Regions from separate parts of the Mus musculus genome. Here region 2 is linked to region 1. Evidence: chromatin loops called from intact Hi-C (ENCODE). Cell type or tissue: gastrocnemius. All regions are shown on one strand.

Region 1 (8,000 bases):
GTTAAACGAAACAGATTTATCCATATATCAGATATTGGTAAAAAAAAAAAAAAAGAAAGAAAGAAAAAAGAAAAAACTATATATTTGATCATTTTCTTTATTTATTGATTGATTCATTAGTTTATTTATTCATTGTTTTATCATTACAGTTTTTTGAGATAGGATTTCTTTGTAAAACATTCCTAGATGTCCTGGAACTCACTTTGTAGACCAGGCTAACTTCAAACTCACAGAGAACCACCTGCCTCTACCTCCAAAGTGCTGAGATTAAAATTGTGCACCACCACATCTAGCTGCCAAAAACTATTTCTATCTGTTGTTTTACATTTTGTATATGCACAAACACAGGATTGTGCAAAACAAACAGAAATATTTCTGTTCTCAAAATGGACAGCCTCAAAGTAAAAAAACAAAACAAACAAACAAACAAACAAAAACCAGTTATGTTTGTTTAGTCCCTGTTGTCAAAATGGACAGCCTTAACATAAAAAAAAAAACAACTCAGTTATGTTATGTGAATATGTTTTTGTTTAATCCCTGGTGGGGATAAGAGGCTGCTTCACAGTAGGTGATTATGATTTGCTTAGTGCACTAGCAGCAGAGAGTTTAATTCTGGGGAATCTGGACAGAATATAAATGGGAGAACCTCATGAGGGCCTGTGGTCATGAGCAAAGTCACAAGAAGGAAAAATTGGTTATCTTGATGACCAAAGATCAGACTTGCTCCCAAGGAGCTCACCATCCTTAATCAGCAGGAAGTAGTCTAAAGAAGTCTATGACCCCTTTCCTCTCTAACCTTCTTCCCCTCTTACCCAGTGTTGGGGGTTTGGGACAGATCAGGGTGGAATAAATGTTGGAAGGGTATTAGATATAAGAACCCCATACAATAGCTAAAAGGAAATATGACAACAGAGGAGTTTAAATCCAAGAGCCGCACAGATGAGGAATTATCAACTGGTTGATGAAAAATGAAAAGAAGAAGAAAAGAGAGGATTCGAAATTAATTTAAGGTTGTGATTCAAAGAAAACCAGATTCTGAAGGACAGGGATGTCCCTTTGTGACTTTGACACAAAAACATTTGAAGTTAAAAATGTGATGGGACTAGAAACAGAGAAGGAAAGGTAACTAAAGGAAGTAGTTTTCCTCTAACTACTGCCTTACACTCCTCAATGAGAAAATGGGGCATAAACCATCGGTGAGCACAGGAGCACCAAGTTGGCTGTCCAAGGCCATTATTGGTGACTTCAAGGTTTGGTTGTTGTAGTTGTTGTAGTTTGATTGGTTGGGTTGGTTGGTTGGTTTGGTTTTTCAAGAAAAGGTCTCTCTGTGATATTCCTGGCTGTCTGGATTCACTTTGTAGACCAGCCTGGCCTTGAACCCACACAGATCTGTGAGACTCTTCCTTCTCCTTCTAAGTGCTAGAATCAAAGGCAGGGTCACCACACCAGGTTTGCTATTTCAGATCCTTAATATACAGCAGTTCCTTTTCCTTCTTACTGATAGACTTCAAAGAAAATATGATCAAGGCTTAAAATAGAACCTGAATCAGCAGATGTACACTGAAGAGTTGAATGCAAAAAGTCTTGACATGAGATGCCATTGGTTACTTTTATTTGTTTATGGGGCAAGGGGTGAGATGTTATTTGTATATTGTGGGTTTCCTAGTATCCATGATCCCTGAGCCAATATATATGGACTGTTCTTCAGTAGAAGTCACTAGGCCAGTAACTATTAACACAAACTTCCCTTGGTTATAAGGTTTTGCCTGGGGCTAAGAGAATGGCTCTCTTCATTTGCCTGGGTACACTTATAGTCCTCTCCATGTTACTTACCACTATTTCTAGATAAATAACTGTACTCATTACTACTCTTTTGGGGGGGTGTTCAAATGAAAACTCTCTAATTGTGTCAAAAGTTCTTTACAAGTCTCTCTATTATAGTTTCCTGGGTGAGCCCCTCATCTGCTTTCAGCCTTCTTCCCCCATAAATCCCTGCTTTCTGTGGATATCACATAGCCCTTGCTGCTGGGATTTTCTGAACAGCCATGCGACTCCAATTCAGCTGCATGCAACCAAGTTGTCCTGATTGGACACTCTAGCATCATTGATCAGTAGATCAAGAGGAAGTGACTGTGGCCTTCACAGCCAATCCAATCACTCGGGCCCCCTTGGGAAACTCCCTGCACTGGCTCTCAGGGATGGTGAGGGCATTATACCTGAGAGAACTAATTGCCTTGGCACTCCCCTTAAGGCCTAGGGAATTGTTCTGCTCTCCTTTCTGTCTCACATTCCCATCCTGCCTCCTGAAATACTACAAAGTATGCTTGCTAGTCAAGATACTGGCTGGAGTCTTCAGAATGTGCAATGAGTGTTCCTTTTGTCAATAGTTGCTCTGTCACATGCTGGCCTTGAACTCACTAGATATGCTTGCCTCTGACTTCTGGAATTAAAGGTGTGTATGTACCACCTAGCTTAAGCCTAAGCTTTTCATGGCCACTATGCCTAGAGACCTGAATCAAAAGCCTGTGTCTTCCGGCCTTAAGATCTGGATAACAGGTGTGCTCTCCAATCCAGGTTTGTAGTTCATTTTGGTCGTCCACATTGACAACTACGAGTAGCCATCACAGTGCCTATTCATTAAGGGAGGAGGAATAAGTTCGTCCATACCTGATCACTTGAATTGAGATGAGGGGTATTGCAGAGCAAGCAGTACAGTGCTGGGTTTGACAGTACTGATGGAACAGGAGGACAATGGAAGGGAAGGCATGAATGTTCTCTCCATGTTCATATTGAATGTGTTACATGAATGGGAGACAAGGCATGAAAAGTCCATGCTCCCCTGAAATGGTCTAGTGCACATCACTGTGAATGGCAGCCTCCAGAAAGCCACCGTGAATAAGAACAGAGCTCCAGGATTTTCAACTGACAAAGCTAAGAATAAATGGAACCTGACAAGATGACACCCTCAGGAGACAGTGGTGTGATAAGAGACAGCTGAGTGACTTAAAGAGTGAATTTGGTGCTGCCTTGGCAACTAAGACAAGCCATGCGGAACTCAGAGTATGTGGCAGAGCTAACGCAGGCATCTGTCACCTTATTTTGCTCAGTGTGACTGTCAGTTGGCTTTGTCTCTAGATTGCGATGGCTTTGCAGGCACCACTATTATTGGAGAAAACCATGTGGCTACTAAGACACAATTGTTCTTCATTCTTCAAGCTGCTAAGCAGACATCCATTAACTGATGCTCATGAAGCTGGGACTCAAGGACATACTAAGTCACAAGGACTGGGTGGTAAGTGTGCCTGAGGAAGGATGAAGGGCAGGTGTGGACCCACTGACTACTCCCACATAAGAACATGGTCTGAGAAGTGCCAGCCACCACGTTCATGCTTGTGGAGGAGAAATGTGTCAATAAAATCTGGACACATTGTTCTGGGTGGCTCTGCATGCACCCTGTACCCTGTGAACAGCTTCTGTAGGCATCTCTGAAAAGGAGAAGGTTGTGGGCCTTCAAGTGGAAGTGGCAGAGGGGAAGAACATCGTATGAATTTTGTTTACTTCCCTGGATAATCTCTAAGGAGCAAAACTCTTGTTGTTAGGTTTTCCATTGTTGTGAAGAGACACCATGACCAGGCAACTCTTATAAAGAACAACATTTAATTGGGGCTGGTTTATACTTTCAGAGGTTCAGTCCATTATCATCATGGCAGGAAACATGTCAGTGTGTAGCCAGAGAAGGTGCTGGAGGAGCCAAGAGTCCTACATCTTCACCAAAAGGAAACCAGGAAGCTGTCTCATGGGCAGCGAGGAGGAGGGGCTCAAAACCCACCCCCACAGTGACACACTTCTACCAACAAGGCCACGTCTACTCCAAGAAGGCCACACCTCCTAATAGTGCCATTCCCTGGTCAAGCATATTCAAACCACCACAAAAAAAAAAACAGTATTTTTCTCCCATGCAACCATCAATGGGTCAGTATAAGTGCTCCTGAAGTGAAAGGGAACCTATCTCTTGAGTTGGGTCTGGAGGCAGAATCTAGAATTCAGGTGCCCTTCCTAAGCAGAGGTCAATACCCTGTGTACCAACCACTCTACAAGGGAGAAAAGGTGCACCAGTGACAAGGTGGGCTATGCTTCAAGGACATCCTCAAAGATCATCACTGCTGTGTGCCCTGAATACCTATCTCTGTGGCCAAAGCCACGTGAAGGCAGCTTATTCATAAGGCATCAGGATAGTCTTATATTATAGATGCTGTGCGTTTAAGTGGGAGGAGAAAGAGGTTCTCCAAGATGGCATGACCAAGATCTGAGCTGCTGAGACAAAACTGAGTCTCAGTTGCAGACGAGACCGACTTTGTAGCCCTGAGCTTCATAGTGATTTCCAACACAGCTCCCAACAGTGTCATTATTCACTATGTGCCAATAGGACCTTGTCCCTGGACAAGGTGTACCACATTGACTTGAGTGCTCTTTATTTTTTTGTGGACCCCCCCCCTTAGGTTTCTGAGGGGGAATGCTTCAAATATGTCCTCAAAGGCCACATCCTTGAGAGTAGGGCTGTTTTTTTTTTGTTTTTTTCAATTAGAACCAAAGGTCACATCCTAGACTTTTGCTCATTTAGCGCTGTAGGAGTCTGGCCTGGATTACCTACATGGACCAGGGTTTGACTTATTATCCATATGTTTGTTAACACTCATAAGGGTCCTAGCAGTATCGGTGCAAAGCATCTTCCAATGAGCCCCAGGAAGCTGGCATGACTCTCATGGATAAACTGGCATATGATGAAGATAGGTTTAAGGATCCCCACTGAGAATGCTATCCTGATGGTTCCTGTCAAAACCAAGTGTAATTTAAATAGTCATGGAAACTGATCTTTGAACCTCTAATTTTGGTTGAAGTACAGAACAAACTGGTAGATGTGGGTCCTCTTCTAGACAAAAGGGCTTGACAGGCTCAACAATTGTCACCAGGGCTGCAGGAGTGTGATGAAAAAAGAAGTGCAGAAATGGGGCACCAGGGAACTCTGCAGTTACCCATCAGGGAGACAGCATTCACACCTACATGTACTTTATTTTAGTGAAAATGACTTGGGAGAAGGAAGACCCTTAACACATTTTTTCTTTTTCCTCCTCTATTTCTTTTTTTACTTTAAAACGCTAAGAAGTGAAAAATCTTATTCTCTTTGGTATTTTCTTGCAAAATGACTTTTAGGATTTTTTTTTTTTTTTTGACAGAATCTCTCTTACACACACAGGGTACATAGACATCATCCCGGCTGTTCTGGAACTCACACTATAAACCAGGCTAGCCTCGATCTCAGAGATTTGCCTGCCTGCCTCTGCCTCTCTGCCTCTCTGCCTCTCTGCCTCTCTGCCTCTCTGCCTCTCTGCCTCTCTGCCTCTCTGCCTCTCTGCCTCTCTGCCTCTCTGCCTCTCTGCCTCTCTGCCTCTCTGCCTCTCTGCCTCTCTGCCTCTCTGCCTCTCTGCCTCTCTGCCTCTCTGCCTCTCTGCCTCTCTGCCTCTCTGCCTCTCTGCCTCTCTCTCTGCCTCTCTCTCTGCCTCTCTCTCTGCCTCTCTCTCTGCCTCTCTCTCTGCCTCTCTCTCTGCCTCTCTCTCTGCCTCTCTCTCTGCCTCTCTCTCTGCCTCTCTCTCTGCCTCTCTCTCTGCCTCTCTGCCTCTCTGCCTCTCTTTCTCTCTGCCTCTCTGCCTCTCTGCCTCTCTGCCTCTCTGCCTCTCTGCCTCTCTGCCTCTCTGTCTCTCTGCCTCTCTGCCTCTCTGCCTCTCTCTCTCTGCCTCTCTCTCTCTGCCTCTCTGCCTCTCTGCCTCTCTGCCTCTCTGCCTCTCTGCCTCTCTGCCTCTCTGCCTCTCTGCCTCTCTGCCTCTCTGCCTCTCTGCCTCTCTGCCTCTCTCTCTCTGCCTCTCTCTCTGCCTCTGCCTCTCTGCCTCTCTGCCTCTCTGCCTCTCTGCCTCTCTGCCTCTCTGACTCTCTGACTCTCTGACTCTCTGACTCTGACTCCTGAATGTCACCCAGCCTTTTGTGAATTTTAAGTTGTTGAGGAAGAGCCAAGACTACTTGCTGCATAAGAAGGGTCCTCATAAAGGCAAAAACTTGACAAGGAAATGATACCCAAGCCATTGCTCCGTGAGCTCCATGGAGCCAGTACTCCATGATGGTCATGTTCCAAGTGCTGGTCCATGCATCAGGGGGTACCTTGGTGCTTCAGAGACTCCATTATGATCAATAAATTAAAATGTAAAACTCTGAAGAATGCTTTCTGATGGAATGATCTTTCATGGGATTATCTCAGACAAGTGAATGGTAGGGTAAAAGAAAAGTGTGATTCCCTTTAGTATTATTTTATTAAATCACAAAGCTGACAGGTGCTACTTATTTTTGTAATTCAAAGGAGAAAAGAAAGAACTGTGGAAGAAATGGAGTAATGGCTTCTCCCATTATGACCTCGATCACAGTCCCAGCAAGCCAAGTCTACAGGCCCACAGCTCCATAAGCAGATCTGTCAGGGCAGGGCGGGTCAGGACAGGGTAGGGCTAGGGTCAGGGTCAGGTATTTGTTCATCTTCTTTGTTCTCAAGTTCCCATTTCAGAGCTAGATAGCACCACTTAAGCCAGTGGCCTCTGCTCCTCTGCCCTCCCCCGTGTCTTTTACTTCATAAAGAACAGGGTTTACTGCTGGAGAGGTGCTTCTGTGGTTAAGAGTCCTAGCTGCTCTTGTAGAGGACCCAGGTTTGTTTCCCAGCACCTATAGGTGGCTCACAACACCCATAACTCCACTTTCAGGTGCTCTAATATCGTCTTCTGACCTCCAATGGCACCAGGCTCACACGTGGAGCACATGCATGTATACACTCATGCACATAAGATAAAGTATTTTGAAAAAGAACAATTTAGCTCACAGCTCTAGGGATGTAAGGGGGCATTTCATCAGCACTTCTGGACTCAGGATTAGGCCAGCTAGCAGCTGGCATCACATGTTCACGGAAGGGTAGAGAGTAATCTCACGGAGAGACAAGAAGACAGATGGAGACTAGAAGCCCCTTCAGACATAAGACAATGTTATCCTTCTGAGAGCGAGCCTCCTTCCAACTGTGTGTATACACACACACAAACACACACCCATCTAAAGATCCCTCCTACATCTCGGTACTGGAGACCACGCTCCCACTACAAGTATCTCGTAGGTACACTACGCATCAGCCATAGCACTCCACCCTCCTGGGTTTGTTCTCTTCTCACAGTCTTTCCACGGGCATCTCCCATTAACCTTCAAAGGCTTATAGAACATATCATTTGGATTTGTAAGCAAAACAAAACCAACAATTAAATGTCCATCTGCAATTAAGGAACTCAACCATGCCCAGCATCTATTAAACTTTTTTAAAGAAAAAATTGAATTAATATAATAATAATAATAATAATAATAATAATAATAATAATAATAATAAAGATCTTGAGACTCCTGAGGGAAGAGGGTGGGTTATAGGAGGCCCCTGAGCATGAGGGAGGTAGAGATACAAACTACTGTCAAAGTCTTGCCCATGAGAAAAGTCTGAGCCTCCCTGAGTAACCACATCAGCCCACACTTTTAAGAGCACTAGGTGCTCTTACCGAGGACCCAGGTTTGGTTCCCAGCACCCATATGGTAACATTGTATAACTCTGGTTTCAGGAGCTCTCACCCAGGGCACCAGGAACACACATATACACACATGCACACAAAATAAAGTATACATACAATACACACAATATAGCAGTGGACAGCAGACCTCTTAGAAACTGCCTAACAGCACAAATTCTATCCCTCAACATAAGATTAAAAAAAAAAAAAATGGCCGGGCGGTGGTGGCGCACGCCTTTAATCCCAGCACTTGGGAGGCAGAGGCAGGCGGATTTCTGAGTTCGAGGCCAGCCAAGGCTACACAGAGAAACCCTGTCTCAAAAACAAAAACAAAAACAAAACAAAAATGTTAGACAGACAAGTTTC
Region 2 (8,000 bases), 85 kb after region 1:
CTTGGGATACCTACAGAACATAAAGGGCATTGCGATTAGAGAACAGGGGAAAGTGTCTGTGGTAAGGCCTGGAGAGTTTCATAATGGAAGAATTTCAGGTAACCTCACAAACATAGTAAGTGGTAAATGCTAATCAGACGACTGATAGTGATCTGAATTATGCTTTTGAAACCTTGCTCTGACTATGTGCTGGTTTGAATGAAAAATGGCACCCATAGGCTCTTAGGGAGTGGCACCATTAGGAACTAGCCTTGTTGGAGGAAGTGTGTTGTTAGGGATGGGTTTTTGAGGTTTCAGAAACTCAAGCCAGAAACAGTAGCTCACACCTTCTCTTCTTGGCGCCTGCAGACTCTGATGTAGAACATGCAGTATCATGTCTCCTTATGGGCCACCATGCTCCCCACCATGATGACAATGGACAGAATCTCTGAACCTGTAAGCCAGCCCCCATTAACTGTTTTTCTTTACAATAGCTGCTGTGGTCTCGGCTCACAGGTGAGGATTGCTAGCAAGCAGAGCTCCTGGGGAGCAGAAGTGGGTTCCTGGAAATGGGTTCCCATCTAACTGCTGGTTTGGGGGGCCTCCAAGGACTTATGGCAGAAAATACTGGGGGCCTCCAAGGACTTATGGCAGAAACTACTGGGGCGTGGGGAGGTGAGCTGGCCAGTTGTTCACCAACACTGTGGCCACCTGCCTTTCAATTTCAGTCACATCTTTACATATAGATCCTAGGCAGTGGTGCTTGCCTAGGTGTAGAAAAGGAGAAGAGAGACAGCAAGACCTCAGAACAGGAACCAAAGCCCTTTCTGCCATTTTTGGCTTCTGACCAAGACAAAAACCAATGACATTTCCTGCTAAATTGCCAGATCCAGTTTCTATCTCTTGTTCCCATCACATCCATGAGGATGCAGGGTGAACGAAGACAGGATTGGAAACACAGGTCACATTATCGTTAACTTGCAGGACAACTGAAGACACACGGGAGAACCCAGAAGAATAGACAGAGGTGAGAGAGGGCCCTGAACTTGAACACTGGCTCGCATCTGTATTCAAAGATTGAGCCAACGAGGAAGGAAGAAGAGATGGCTACAATCTCACTGTTGTTTGTTCACAGAGAAATCGAGAGAAAAAAGAGTTTCAAAGGGGAAGGAAGTGGGGCAAAGCCAACAGAGTCAGCTCATTCGGAAAGGTTAAGTCAGCTAAGTGGGTTTGACCACCAGGAAGATGCTAGTGCCCTTTCAAAACCTGGCTGTGCTGGCTGGGAAAAGATAAAGACTTGGTGAAGAATGAGGAGCAGAGAGCGTTGGGGAAAAGCCGTGGTGGAGCAAGTGACTGTGGTCTCTGGGCTGCTCTCTCAAGACTGGAGTAATGAAGGGAAGGATCAAATAAAACCTTTCTGCTTCCAAGACAGAGCGAGCCAGGGTAGTCATCCTTAGCCCCGCCCAGTTCGGCTCAGTCCCGCCCAGCTCGGCCCAGCCCCGCCCAGCTCGGCCCAGGCTGCATCCAAGCACCCCACCCCACCCCCACCCCAGCCAGACACTGTAGAGGCTCACTTCACTGATTCTTTATGCCCTTCCCATCTGAGGAGAACCTTGAAGAGGGTGACCCAGAGCGGGCACAGTCCAACACTTCTATTGAAATGTATGTGTTTTTCTATACACCTAGAAACCCACCCTGGCACTATTTTAATACCGGCATGAAATAATCAATATATTCATTTTGTAAATCTTTTTATTTATTTATTTTTTTGGTATGGGTATTTAATGTTAATGACCCTTTACCTTTTTAACCACAAGCTTTTGGAGAGCTCCCATCTTGTTAATGAGATGCTTAAACAAATTTAACAACATGACTAATCCTGCGGTCTAGTCACTACTTCCAGCAAGAAATTTCTCTTTAGGAAAAGTTCATTTGGTATGCACATTCATTTTGATGTCTAGTTATAGATAATGTAATTTATGGGCTGTGAGGCAAGAATATCCTATCCCAACAATGAGCGAGTTGAGTCTGCAATTGTTTAGTCCCTTTCCTTTCCTCAGGCAAAGCAGTTCCTTAGAAAACTAAAGAGCACAAATATTGTGTTTGAATTCAGTTCCCAGCCTCATCCCCCAAACTCTCTTGAAATGGCGAAGCCTGCCCTGGCTTGCCTTCTGCACTCCACCCTGGAGAAACTGTTATTTCTAGACCTTCTCAGAGGCTAAACTGGTTAGTCAGAGACATCCAAGTTCATTCAAAATGCCTCCCCTCTTCAACAACACTTTCTTGGTTCCCACCACTTTCCATAAAGACAGAAGGAGGCGGTAGGGTAGGGAAGGGGAAGACACAAAGAGAAAAGTAGATTAAAAATTGTGTCTATACACCTTAGTTTTGAAAACGTCAAGGTAATAAAGGCAGGAAAGAGTAAGTTGTCATAAACTTCAGTTGGCTGCTGAATTGGTAAAGACTAAACTACTCGCCCACTGCCACTGTTATCATTGCACTGAAGATGGGAAGAGTCTTACTGCTATCTGAAGCTCCCCCTGCCCCTTCCATACACTCTCTGTTCATTGCTTGAGGCTCAGCTCTTCCTCACTATTAGGGTCAAAGTGCCCCCTACCCCTAGTCTCCATCCCAATGGCAGTGTTAGTGACAATGTCCTAAACAGAAGGACTCTGGCAGGAGAAGCCTAAGAGTGGGTTTCTGTTTACCAGGAAGTTCCCTTTATCCACCCCTAAAGGGCAGCCATCTCTGGAAAAGGCGTCTCGTCTCGTTGTCAGTGTCTTTCAGCTCAAATCCCCCCACGCTATTGACTGTCATACAAAAAATCTGCTCATGTTTAATGCCAGTTTGCTTCTCTTCCCTCCCCCTCAGCCCCGAGAGGACAGTCTTGGCAGTTTGGTTCCCAATTATCCTTTCTTTTTACCCATAGAGTGGCCCAAATTGGTCGTCTCACTGTGCCCTTGCTTACGTCACCCCTTCATACTGTGGTTAATAATCATACCACATTTTATATGTGCATTATATAAAACTATATATTATATATAAGATATATAATATAAATTATATATAAATAATTTATAAACTGGGTGGTAGTGGTGCATGTCTTTAGTTTTAGCACTTGGGGAGGGGGGCAGAGGCAAATAAATCTCTTAGTTCAAGGCTAGTCTGACCTATAGAGTGAGTTCCAGAATGGCCAGGGCTGGCTACACAGAGAAACACTATCTTTAAAAAAACAAACACAACAATACACACACACACAGACACACACACACACACATATTTCATATATCACTTGAAAGAAATAGATATATCTCTTCGACCTCTTGGTATTTATAAATAACTAGGGATTTTTGCCCCCGAGAGGCAAACCCCTCAGGTTTCTCCATGTCCTGTTACCCAGTGAACCACAGAGCTATCAAGCTGCCAAGGCTGATTGGCAAGGAGGCTAAACCAGGAGGATTACATGTTCAAGGCCAACCTATGTGTTTAATGAAACCTTTTCCCAAAACATTACCACTAATCCTCATTCTTCCCCCCCCCCTCCCTCCTCCTCTTTCTCTTCTCCTCCCCCACTCCCACTTTTCTTCTTTTGGAGATAGAGTTTCACTATGTAGCCCCAACTGGCCTAGAACTCATGATGTGGAGCAGTCTGGACTCGGACTCACAGAGATCCACCTGCCTCTGCCTCCTGAGTGTTGGGATTAAAGACATATGATACTATCCAGATCTTTTAAAATTATGCAAAGAATGGGGTTGGAGAGTTGGCTCAGAGGATAAGAGCACTAGATGCTCTTCCGAAGGACTCAGTTCCAAGTCCCAGAAACCACATGGCTGCTCACAACCACCTGTAACTCCAGTTCCCGGAAATCCAAGGGCACCAGGCACACGAGTGATGTACGGACAGACACGCAGGCAAAACAGCCATTAAAATAATTTAAAAGATTAGGAAAAGAAAACACTACATGAATGACCACGTTAGCCTCAGTGTCACCATTTGCCATATTCTCTAGATTTCTTATTCTACAATGTGGGACAAGTTATGACAACTGTTGAGCATGACTTCTGAGCGAGGCAAAGTTAGTGATCCGCATCAATGTGCATGCTCAATAACTTTTTACTGTTGAAGACACTACACTTGAATATATCGAGGCATTTTCTTGATGTTTCCCCCCACCCTCAAATAGCAGAAACCCAGTGAAATGGTTTTGACAGTTCATGTCGGTGGCACTACACTGTCCTCTGTGGCTCGCTCTGGAAGAAAGTCCTTGATCCTAGGGATTCCAGCCTGCTGCTGTGTCCACCAGGTGCACTTTCTACCTGTGTCTTTGTGGTGGAGGGCAGGTGACATGCTAGACAGCTTAGCTCTGGGCTCTAGCACTTAGAGCAGAGGTGAGAAGGGCTGCCAGTTGGGTCAGATCCTGTTACTGCCCATCAATGATGGCCTCCTAGGTTCCCATCCAGGTTAACAGAGGCAAAGTGGAGAAGGAGAGACAGAGACACAGCAGGAGGACCTGCCAGGCCCTGTCCATGGGACAAGGGCACAGGAAGCAGCCAAAGGGAAGTATGAAGGGCGGTCCACGAAAGGGGGGTGTCCTGTGCAGGAGGCTGGGAAAGGGGAGAAACAGACTGGCCTCTGCCAGCGTAAGACCTTTGTACTGAAAGCAGCTGCTGTATCCTGGATTCCAGTCTCCGTCCGTCCTGACAACAGTTGACATTTACGGCAGTGTGTGTGTCTCTTCCTTGTCTTTCTACTCTCGGCTCTGAAAAAAACAGTTCTCGACCTCAACCTGTGCAGATAACGTTCCCTATCCTCCAGTTCTCTTGGGAGTTGTGGTTTTTTTTTTTTTTTTTTTCTTTCTCTCGCCTGACTCCTTCTTACTTTCTTAAACACTTGCTTCCTTATGCTACTAAAGGGTAACCCCTGCAGTAGTTCTACCACTCCTGGCCTTCTGAGGTCCTCGGTTCTTCATCCATGCTAGGCACCTCTCCCACTGTGAGCTTCTCTCTTCCCTCAAGACTCTCCTCTCCCTATTTTGAGGAAGAGTCTCACTGTTTAACTATGTAACCCAGGCTGCTCTGGAACTCGTAGCCTTCTTGCCTTAGTCTTCCCAATGTGTACGATACCAGGCTTCCTTCCTGATGTCTCTACATGCTGAAAGTTCCACAAACCAGCACTGTGTCTTAAGTCCCCAAACTTTATATCCTCTTCTATAACATGAGACCATGATAATAACTTCCCGTGGCTCTTGTGATGACTCCAAAATGTTGTTCTTTTGAAATGGAGTTTTATGTGGAACATGTCAGTCTATTGGCTTCCTCATTCCAATTTCAAATAGTATATGGCTTCCTTCATTTATCATGAGGAACACTGCTCACAGCTGATCTGTGTGACAAAAAGTTAACAATCTGGCTGGCTTTATGACAACTTGACACAAGCTAAAATCAGCTGAAAGGAGGAAAAAAAATAAAACCTCAATTAAGAAATTTCCTCCAAGCTGGGTGTGGTGGCACACACCTTTAATCCCAGCACCTGGGAGGCAGAGGCAGGAGGATCTCTGAGTTTGAGGCCAGCCTGGTTTATAAAGCAAATCTAAGACAGTGAGGGCTACATACATACACACATACACACACACACACGGAAAGAAAAAGAAAAGAAAAGAAAAGAAAAGAAAAGGAAAGGAAAGGAAAGGAAAGGAAAGGAAAGGAAAGAAAGGAAAGGAAAGGAAAGGAAAGGAAAGGAAAGGAAAGGAAAGGAAAGGAAAGGAAAGGAAAGAGAAATTGCCTCCATAAGATCTGACTGAAGGTAAGCCTGTTCTTAAATAGTAATTGATGGGGGAGGGGCCTGCCCATTGTGAGTGTGGTACCATACTTGGGTTGGTAGTCCTGGGTTCTGTTTGTTGTTGTTGTTGTTGTTTTTTTTTTTTGGGGGGGGGGGTTGAGACAGGGTTTCTCTGTGTAGTCCTGGCTGTCCTGAATCTCACTCTGTAGACCAGGCTGGTCTCAAACTCAGAAATCCGCCTGCCTCTGCCTCCCAAGTGCTGGGATTAAAGGCGTGAGCCACCACGCCCGGCTACCCTGGGTTCTATAAGAAAGCAGGCTGAGTAAGCCATGGGGAGAAAGTCAGTAAGCAGCATCCCTCCATGGCCTCTGTAGCAACTCCTGCTTCCAGCGTTCCGCCCTGTTTGAGTTCCTGTCCTGACTTCCTTCAGTGATGAGTACTCTTCCCTCCCCAATTTTCATTTTGGTCATGGAGTTTCACTGCAGCAATAGAAACCTTAACAAAAATACAGTCCCGTCCCCCCCCCCCCCCTTTTCCCTTTCTGGAGCCTTTAGCCTGGAAAACGCATCTAACTGGATCAGGCATTTTTAGCACATTATTCATTCCATCCTGATTCTCCAACAGGTGTCACTGAGGCAGGAATATTAAAGGGACATGAGACTGAAAGGAAGCCCTTTAGTCTTGGAATCTGGTTTATTTCCGTTGGTCGCTGAGAGCAAACTGCTCGCAAATGACTATAATGCATTTTCTGAGAAAAATCTCACAAATAAGATTATGAGCCATATTTGCAGCTGAAACACTGAAAACACCTGCCTTGGGCTGGGGAGCTAGCTTAGTGCCAAGAGCTCTGGTCTCCCAAGAATAAGGGAGTCAGATACCCAGAATTTGCATTAAAAAGGCCTGGGTGCAGTGGGGCTGGGGTCCCTAAGACTGGTAGGGTTGCTCCTAGGACTTGCTAGCCAGGCAAGTCAGTGCCTGAGGAATGATACATGAGGTGTCCTCCTGCCTCAGCACAAATTTGAACACAAATTTGTACACATGCATCCACACACAGGTACACACGCACACCAAGCAGGCGCTGACACTGTAACCTAAGTACATTACGAATCCCTTTGACCTTTTCTGGCCTATGCATCTTTTATCTGTCTTTAAACACAGACAACATATCTGACATACCACTTTATAACCTCATTTACTAAAGGGAAGTTCTTTAAGTCAGACGTGATGGAACATGACTGATATCCCAGGACTCAGGAAAGGCGTGAAAATTACAAGTCCAGGGCCAGCCTGAGCTATAAGATACCATCTACAAAGCAAAGCAAAGCAAAGCAAAACAAAACAAAACAAAACAAAACAAAACAAAACAAAACAAAACAAAAGTTAGGCTTATAAGCATTTGTTCAGTTGGTAGAGTACTTACCTAGCATAAACTCAGGGGGATGGAGACAGGAAGTCAATGTCTTCAGCTTCATAACAAGTTTGAGACTAGTCTGAGCTACAGGGAAACGGGCAGGTGGGAGATCAACAATACTCTGTGTGTGTGTGTGTGTGTGTGTGTGTGAGAGAGAGAGAGAGAGAGAGAGAGAGAGAGAGAGAGAGAGAGTGTGTTTATTGTTAAGACACTTAGATATGACCTTGATAACTTCTCTCTTGAGCAGTCCATGGGCACTGTGGGGGTTTGAATGGGAATAGTCCCTATATGTGTGAATACTCGGTTCCTGGTTTGGGAAGGATTAAGAGGTGTAGCCTAATGGAGGAGTTTCAAAAGCCCACAGCATTTCCTGTCTCCTGCCTGTGGATCAGATGTAAACTCTCAGCTACAGCTACAGCTTGATGCCTGTCTGCTGCCATGCTCCCCACCATAATAGTCATGGACTAGCCCTCTGCAACCATGAGCCCCAGTAGACGCCTTCTTCTATTTATTGCCTTGGTCATGGTTTCTCTCCACAGAAATAGAAAAGTAACCAAGACAGGCACCATGATATATACAACTAACACCCCCCCACACCCACACAGTCGTTCTCAGTAAACTCCATTTTTGCTTCATACAGACTTGTCCTGAATTTCTCTTTTGTGGTGTAAGTTAAGAGTCTCATTTTTCCGTGAGTAGAAGTCCCCCTAAGGGACAGTTGCCAATGTTGAGCTGTGTCTTCCATTTCCACTGCCATTACTATGCAGCCCAGGACTGCTTGGGGACCTTCCTGAAGTGCCTTCCCCAGCCCTCAAGTTTCAAAGGCCCTCT

Evidence for each region. Hi-C counts contacts between places; a loop is a spot of excess contacts. Peaks named below come from ENCODE experiments on the same cell type or tissue, not always from the same donor. Only the 100,000 strongest peaks of a DNase experiment are listed, where the experiment ranks them.
Region 2: a loop joins it to region 1, with 2.0 times the contacts of the local background. A loop is called at or near these places in 17 of 42 quality-filtered maps.

Annotation. Positions count from the first base shown.
Region 1 is chr14:78,826,372-78,834,371 of GRCm38, reverse strand. It overlaps the pseudogene Gm19098. Among named protein-coding and RNA genes, the nearest start is that of Vwa8, 19 kb to the left of the region's middle. In gastrocnemius, no CTCF peak of the experiment used is centred here; DNase peaks (open chromatin) are centred at 3,077 and 4,743.
Region 2 is chr14:78,741,633-78,749,632 of GRCm38, reverse strand. No RefSeq gene overlaps it. Among named protein-coding and RNA genes, the nearest start is that of Dgkh, 13 kb to the right of the region's middle. In gastrocnemius, no CTCF peak of the experiment used is centred here; no DNase peak of the experiment used is centred here.